Linked DNA regions of Mus musculus: region 1 is linked to region 2. A link is a loop called in an ENCODE intact Hi-C map of the cell type or tissue named here. Cell type or tissue: heart. All regions are shown on one strand.

Region 1 (4,000 bases), 180 kb before region 2:
AATAGTCAATTAGACCTCGAACCATATAAAACGATGTTCAACCTCTCATTATAAGGGAAATAAAAAATGATAATCACAACCAGGAGGATGGCTCCTTATCTGTCAGGTTGACACAGTTGCAAACATAACCTCAGAGTGCTGTGGAGCTTACAGGGAAACTGGCATAAGCAACCTGACTGGGAGGCGTAGAACAAAGGGTCTCAAGGGGGAGATTTGGCAGCACACAGAAAAATCACCTCTGTGTTTGAACTTCTTGGAAAGTGTCCCAAGTACACTTACATGCACACACACCACACGCATGCACATACATGAACACACATACACAAAGATATACACATTTATACACATGCACACACATATACACACATACACACATGCACATATACCTGCATACACACACATGCATACATGCATGCACACACATATATATGTACATGCACACACATACATGAGCACACACATACACATGTACACACACATGCACATACATACACACGCACACACACATACACACGCATATACACATGTGCATACAAACACACACATTCATTGTAAAACAATGTAAAGTTGAAAAATGTTGGAGATGGCCTACATATCTACTCTATGTGACTGACAGAACAAATGGACTGCGTGTGTCCAAAAGAGAGGCATGAGTACGGAAAGGAGACATGAACTTCAAGTCAACAAATGGGAAAGTCAGGTAAGCTCAGGATGGTGGAGCGCACCTTTAATCCTTGGGTGCCTGAAACAAGAAGACCACCATGAGTTTGAGGCTAGTCTGGGCTACAGAGTAAGTTCCAAGTCAGCCATTGAGAGAGACCCTGTTTGAAAACTCCATGATAACGCCATGTCTGTGTATTAGGAAGGATGGGTGAGAGAGGGAGACATAAGGGGTAGTCCTTAGAGCTGCTGTTGCTGTTGAGATCTTGTTTCTAGGCACAGCAGCACACACCGCCCAAGCACTTTCATCCTAGCTCCTAGGAGGCAGAAACAGGCTGATTTACCAAATTCCAGGCCAGCTAAGGATACATAGTGAGACCCTGTTTCAAAAAGGAAAACTGGAGAAGGGAACAAAGGCACATCTTGGCAGACCCTGAAAACATCTGGGCATCTGTGTGAGTCATACTGAACTATAAGGCCCCACACGCCGGTGGCCAGAGGGGTTCAGAGGGCTGTCCCCAGCAAAGCAGCCTTTTCTGGTGAGAAGTCTCCAGAAAGTTATTGAAAGTCCTGGAACTTGTTCTGAGGACTCTCAGCCAAAGGAGAAACAGCGTTCAGGAAAATCTACCAAATCCTGCCAGGAAGGGAGTGAGTTGGGGCACTTGCCTTGACCCATCCCTCCTCTCTGCCCACGTGATGCAAGCTCCACTCTAGATGGGTGCAGCTAAGGACAAGCCCCTCCTCCAGGGCACAGACTATCAAAGGCTCACCACCCAGCTCTGCCTTAAATCATCTGCCAGGATCCTTTCTCACTAAGTGCCCTCTGGATGTTGGAAGTTCAGCTCTGGGGAGGCAAGAAGAGGAACCCAGCCTCAGCGTCTTTACCCAGCCTTAAAGTAAGACACTGAGTCCCTGCCAAGAGAGATGAGTGGAAATCACAGGCTGCCCCTTCCCGGTCACCAGTTATTGACGCTGGGGTGGCCTGTGCTGCCTCAGCTAACAAACAGTGCTGGAAGGCTCCACTAGGGGGCAGACCAACCTAAGAGCCGAGAACGCCCTTGCTCAGCCAAGGGATCTCAGAAAACAAAGCAGCACTCCAGGCAAAACTCTGTCGACAATGGAAACTTAGGCTGTTGCATAGACAAAAGAAGCGTAGGGGGGGAAAGTAAGAAAGGTCCGGGGATGTGACTGAGCTGGTAGAGCGATTGCCCAATACATTCAAGCCTTGAGTTTGATTTCCAGCACAGCGTAAATGAAGTACTTGGCAGGTGGGGACACCCAAGGAATAGGAATTCAAGTTTATCTTCAGATCCTCAGCTAGAAACCTAGTTCAAGGCCAACCTGGGTTAGAGACCCCGTTAAGGAAAATAAAAAAAGGAATGGCTGAAATATTTCTGAAAAAAAAATTTATGGATGAAAGAAGTTCAGCAAACTCAAAGAGTAAGAACACCAAGAAAACCAGCCAGAGCTGAAGTGTGGTGGCATGTTTGCAGTCTCAACACTCAGGAGGATGGAGAGTTCCAGGCTGGCTGGAACTACAAGTGTGTGTAACCAAGTCCAGCTGTTGTCTCCTTGTCTTTTCTTTCTTTGTTTGCTTTTGTTTTCTTTCTTCCCTTCTTCTTAGTTTTTTGGTTTCAGAGATTTATAAACAAGGGAAACTGAGACTATTGATCTCGCAGATCTATAAAGACAGAGATATTTTTGGCTGGGCAGTGGTGGCCCACACTCTTTTTTTTTTTTTTTTTTTTTTTTTAATGTACGTACACTGTAGCTGTCCTCAGACACTCCAGAAGAGGGAGTCAGATCTCGTTACAGATGGTTGTGAGCCACCATGTGGTTGCTGGGATTTGAACTCCTGACCTTCGGAAGAGCAGTCGGGTGCCCTTACCCACTGAGCCATCTCACCAGCCCGGCCCATGCTTTTAATCCCAGCATTTGGGAGGCAGAGGCAGGTGGGTTTCTGAGTTTGAGCCAGCCTGGTCTACAGACTGAGTTCCAGGACAGCCAGGGCAACACAGAGAAACCCTGTCCTGTCTCAAAAAAAAACAAGGAGGAGGAGGAAGAAGAAGAAGAAGAAGAAGAAGAAGAAGAAGAAGAAGAAGAAGAAGAAGAAGAAGAAGAAGAAGAAGAAGAAGAGGAGGAGGAGGAGGAGGAGGAGGAGGAGGAGGAGGAGGAGGAGGAGGAGGAGGAGGAGGAGGAGGAGGAGGAGGAGGAGGGAAGGGGGAAGGAGAAGGAGAAGGAGAAGGAGAAGGAGAAGGAGAAGGAGAAGGAGAAGGAGAAGGAGAAGGAGAAGGAGAAGGAGAAGAAGAAGAAGAAGAAGAAGAAGAAGAAGAAGAAGAAGAAGAAGAAGAAGAAGAAGAAGAAGAAACTTTAGCTCAAGGGGCAATTGTACCAGGTAGAAGCTCAGATCTATAGACAAGATCAAGAGTGCCAGAACTGCTATCCTTGGGGTTCAAGAATCACCGCACAAACCATGTGAACACTGACTTCAGTTAAGCAAGAATAGTTTATTGAATGCACACCCAGAAACTGGTCAGAGCAAGGACATAGCTCAGAATTATCTGAACAATGACAATGGGCATATTTTTCTGTCATCTTATAAGGGGAAAAAAAAAACCACAGTGAATTCACACACAGGTGCAGGAAGTTCTTACTTAAGATATTTTAGACATAGCAATTCCTATTGACCTTTGATTTGATAGGTCTTACACAAAGCTTCGTGGAATTCTTAAGATTAGCAAACCACATACAGAACATTCAGAACAAAGCAGGATATGTGGTCAGCATGTTCTCCGTCTACGCCAAGTCACTTCTCTGTGTCAATGACTGAGAGGCATGTTACAGCAACAATATGAAATAGCTGGCAGACATGGGACAGACTGGCTACAGCTGTCCTGAGGTGTCAGACCATAACACTGTAAGTGGATAAATGTAAGGGGCATACTTTTTTTGTGTGTGTGTTGCTTTTTTGAGACAGGGTTTCTTTGTGTACCCCAGACTGTCCTGGAACTCACTCTGTAAACCAGGCTGTCCGTGAACTCAGAGATCCGCCTGCCAGGGACCTGGAGGGATTCAAGGTGTGCACCATCATGTCATGTCCGGCTGTGGGTCATGTCCGCTTGTGGCTGTGCAGTTTCTTCTTTCATTTTCTTTGTTTTTTTAAAAAATTAATTAGTTTATATATATATATATATATATATGTATGAATATATATATATACATATATATATATATGGTGGGTCTTTTGGTTGGTTGGTTGGTTTTTGGTTTTTTGAGACAGGGTTTCTCTGTATAGCCTTGGCTGTCCTGGAGCTCACTCTGTAGACTAGGCTGGCCTCGA
Region 2 (4,000 bases):
GTGTCCATTTGTGACTGTTGGCTGTTTCTCTGATCATTGTTAATTCCGTTTTCCTACTGTGAGGGTGTTGTGTTTGACTTTCTGACACAGCGAATGGAGAGCTTGGGCTGAGGCCAGGTCTCCCAAACTTCTCCGCTAAGTAAACCATAATGTGTGACTTCCCTCCTACCTTGACTCTGCCTGACTTCTTCCTTGGACATAGACACTCAGATTTCAAAGAAAGTCCACAGTTTCCTCTGTAGAGTATGGTCCCAGAGAGTCCCCCCTGTGTTGTGTGCAGCTGGGTGTGGTGCCTGCTGTGCAGGGAGCCAGTGGCAACACTGTGTTAACAGGGATCACCACCATCACCCGGCTTCCAGCAGGCTGGTCTCAGCTCATCTTTCAGTTCTATGTGTGCTCTGTTAGCCTTGGTGATCAGGGCCAGGGTTTGCAGCTTTGATAAACTACTTGGAGATGGTGAGGCCACTTCCCTGCTACCTCCCTCTCTGGTGTGGCCACTTGGCTAAAGCTCCCATCCGCAGCTGGGATGTCTGAGCCACAGCCTGCTACACTGTTTCCCCTCTGGGATCTTCTGAGTTACTTTTTTAGGCTGTGGTTTAGTGAAAGGAACCAACACATTAACAATCTCCCCAGAAGCCACTGAATAATTCTTGGCATATTTTCTCAGTGCCATTGGCCGCCTGGTTTGGGAGCAGTTGTGGAACAGAGGACAGATCGGTACCATACAGAGGCATGGGTTCGCTGTAGCTGCTCACAGTTTGCCTGTTCCTGGCGTGTGTCCTAGGTGTGTGCTATACCTGCTGGGCCAGCTACACACATACGTACCCTGCCCCTGGAGCAACGGCATTAATATAGCACGGGTGTCTCTGGAAGTGTGAGGTAGAGTGTTCTAGGAAGTGTTCCTGATAAGATTTCCTTGTTCTCTAGGGCCCCCGTTGGGCTTTTGGCCCCTCCAGCAACTTTATGCCCCAACCCCACTTTTCCTCCCATTCTCTGTCTGCTAGTCTCTGAAGCCTTTAACCAAATGGGAATGGGTACAGAAAGCCTTCTCCTGGCAACTTAGGGCAACAGGACAAGGGCTATTGTGTGTCCAGCTCTGTTGGTCTCCTGGTGCTGAGAGGTGTGTCCAAGCAGAGTTGATCAGCCCCTGCCTGCCCTGCAGGGCTGAAGCCAGGGGGAAGGTTAGTAGAGAGTACCCTAAATGGGGTGAGGGTCCTTCAACATCCAAGTGAGGAGGGGCTGTGGTGTGGCTGCAAGGTGAGACCCTGTCTCCTGCACCTGGGTAGGGCCATAGGGGATCTGGCTGCAAGGTGAGGCCTGGACTTGGAGAGCAATCAGTCTCCTGGCCTCAGCAGGCAGCAGCCTTGGTGCCCACCCGTGCCCTGCGCAGTATTTATTGCTAAATTATTGTCCAGGAGGGGCGGCACTGGGCCTGGCCCCCCGGGTATTTATTGCTGTACATAGTGTATGTTTGTGATATATAAGGTTTTCTTTATTTTGTATATGATCAATAAACGCCTTTTAAAGAGATCTGGTGGTATTTCTTTGAAATCCCGAAGGAGCAAGGGTGGGAAGGGCGAGCCGGAAGAGGTGGAAAGGGCCGGGCCCGCGCATGCGTCTCTGTAGCTGCCGGATGAGGCGGAAGCGGAAGCCGGAAGCGCAGTCAAAGGAGCGATGGCAGCCGGTGGCGGTCTGAGCCGCTCGGAGCGCAAAGCTGCTGAGCGGGTCCGGAGGCTGCGGGAGGAGCAGCAGCGGGAGCGCCTCCGCCAGGTGAGCCACTGCCGTGCCCGCGCTCGCGCCGGCGCGCGCGGTCGCTCACCCGCTGCTCGTCCGTAGGTGTCACGCATCCTGAGGAAGGCGGCTGCAGAGCGCAGCGCGGAGGAGGGCCGGCTCTTGGCCGAGAGCGAGGATCTGGTGACCGAGCTGCAGGGTCGAAGTCGGCGGCGTGAGGGCCTCAAGCGCCGCCAGGAGGAGGCGAGTCGCGGGCAGCGGGTGCTGGGCGGCGGGCTGCGGGAGGCGAGCGGCGGCAATAACCAGCCTGGCTCCTATCAGGTGTGTGATGACCCGGAGGAGCTGCGGAGGAAGGTCCGCGAACTGGCCGGAGCTGTCCGAAGTGCCAGGCACTTGGTTGTCTACACGGGCGCTGGAATCAGCACAGTGAGTGAGGGCCTGCGCGTTGCTTCGGGTGTGAGGCGCCCCCTTCTGGGATGCAAACTCGGGCTGTACAGTGCTGGAGTTCAAAATCTCGCTCACCTTTGAAGTAACTTCAAGGTGTCCTTTCTCAGAGACCCGAAGCAATTCTAGATTTAAGACTTAACTAAGGCAACGTGACAGTGGTGGCACATTCCTTTAGTCCCAGCACTTGGGAGACAGGAGGATCTCTGTAATTTCAAGATCAGCCTGGTCTGCATAGGGACTGCATAGGGAGTTCTAGGTCAGCCAGGGCTAAAGAATAAGTCAATAAATAATAATTAAGCTAAGTCAAAGAGTTACAGAATGCGTAGTTTCTGACTGCCAATCAAACATGGAACAGTAGTAGGGCATAGTAGCCAACTGCCTGCTAATGCCTTCTCCCTTAAAGTGCAGACAAATTGATCGATTTACGTGATGTGGACAAACTGGAGCCCTAGTCTTTCTCCTGAGCCTGTACTCCTTGAAGAAAGATAAATGGAAAACTAGTGTCGAGTCCCAAATCTCCAATCTCAGGACTCAGGAGGTGGGGCCTGGTAGAGGAGGAAGATCAAGATCAAACTCTTGAGAGCAGCCTGGCTCGAAGCTCCATGCAAGACCCTGGCTCGGGGAAAAAAAAAAAAAAAACCAGACAGAGTCCTGGTACAATAGGTACATTTGAGAAATGCTGTCCTCTTGACTCTGAGAGCTCTCCTGGGAAGGCTGAGGGATGACTAGCTTTGAAGTTGAATATTTGACCTCAGGCGAACTCGGCTTCTATTCTGAGAAGCCCTGAGGTGGTCTGGAGAGATGGCTCAGTGGGTAGCGTGCCTGCTATGCAAGCGTGAAGACCCGAGTTTGGACTCTCAGAATCCATGTGAAGAAGCTGAGCAGTACCACACTCTGTAACCCCCAGAACTGGGAAGATAAGCTCAGAAGCCCCCCTGAAGCCCTCTGGCTAGCAGCCTAGCCAGATCCACGAGCTGCAGGTGCATTGAGAGACTAACAACTACAACAACAAAGGTGGGGGAGGCAGTGAGAAGCTCACTGAATACTTAGGCACTTGCTACCAAGCCTGGTGCATGAGTCCGGTCCTCAGAGCTCACACAACAGAAGAGAACTGACCGCCACAAGGTGTCTTCTGACTTCTACTTGTGCATCATGACCCTTGCACGACGTCCCCTTCAACAAATGTGTTAAGAAAAAAAAAATAGTTAAGGTGGACCGTGAGCTTCACACACTGACACGTGTAACGCACACCTCTACACACATGTGCACACATGCAAACACGAATACAAACACATACACAGACAAAAGAGGACCTTTGTTACAAAGGTAGCAGCCAGCAGTCACAAGCACACAGGTGCAAAAACAACTATAGGGCCAGACACAAATGCCAGAACTGGAAAGCCCTAGTGTGGCCTTGCTGCTGTGGTGGCATTGAGTAGGGCTCTGCAGGGAATTGTGGGGACAGTGGCCCAGGAGCAATGTCAGGAGCATTTGCTGCGTCATCTCAGACATCAAGGACAGCAGCATGTGGGGCCCAGCCCTTCATAGCCATCTGATGATCCAGTTATGACTCTACAGCAGTAACTCTGCAAACCTGGTGGCTACTAAAGACCAATTGCAGCTCTTAAACGCGGTCTAAGCACCGTTTGAGGTTCCTCGATGTATTGGAATTACCTGCCAGGGCGGGCACTTCTCTGCTCTTAAGCAACAATGTATACAGGGCTTCCCCAGCCAGGATCCAAAGACTCCTGGCTTCTAGATGGTTTTCTTTTTTGTTATTGTTGTTGTTGGTTGGTTGTTTGTCTCTCGTGGAAAATGACTT

Evidence for each region. Peaks named below come from ENCODE experiments on the same cell type or tissue, not always from the same donor. Only the 100,000 strongest peaks of a DNase experiment are listed, where the experiment ranks them.
Region 1: a loop joins it to region 2, with 2.7 times the contacts of the local background. A loop is called at or near these places in 4 of 42 quality-filtered maps.

Annotation. Positions count from the first base shown.
Region 1 is chr11:120,797,872-120,801,871 of GRCm38, reverse strand. No RefSeq gene overlaps it. Among named protein-coding and RNA genes, the nearest start is that of Dus1l, 3.5 kb to the right of the region's middle. In heart, a CTCF peak has its summit at 1,679 (motif pointing right); DNase peaks (open chromatin) are centred at 1,401 and 1,651; H3K4me3 peaks cover 460 bases; H3K27ac peaks cover 1,454 bases.
Region 2 is chr11:120,622,647-120,626,646 of GRCm38, reverse strand. Sirt7 (sirtuin 7) reads left to right here and starts at 1,633. Exons shown (of 10, transcript NM_153056.3): 1 at 1,633-1,770; 2 at 1,837-1,974; 3 at 2,053-2,157. The coding sequence starts at 1,675. It overlaps Mir6936 (microRNA 6936), which reads left to right and starts at 1,771; the gene lies at 1,771-1,824. It also overlaps a transcript of Mafg not described here. In heart, a CTCF peak has its summit at 2,189 (motif pointing left); DNase peaks (open chromatin) are centred at 1,216 and 1,636; H3K4me3 peaks cover 1,865 bases; H3K27ac peaks cover 1,533 bases.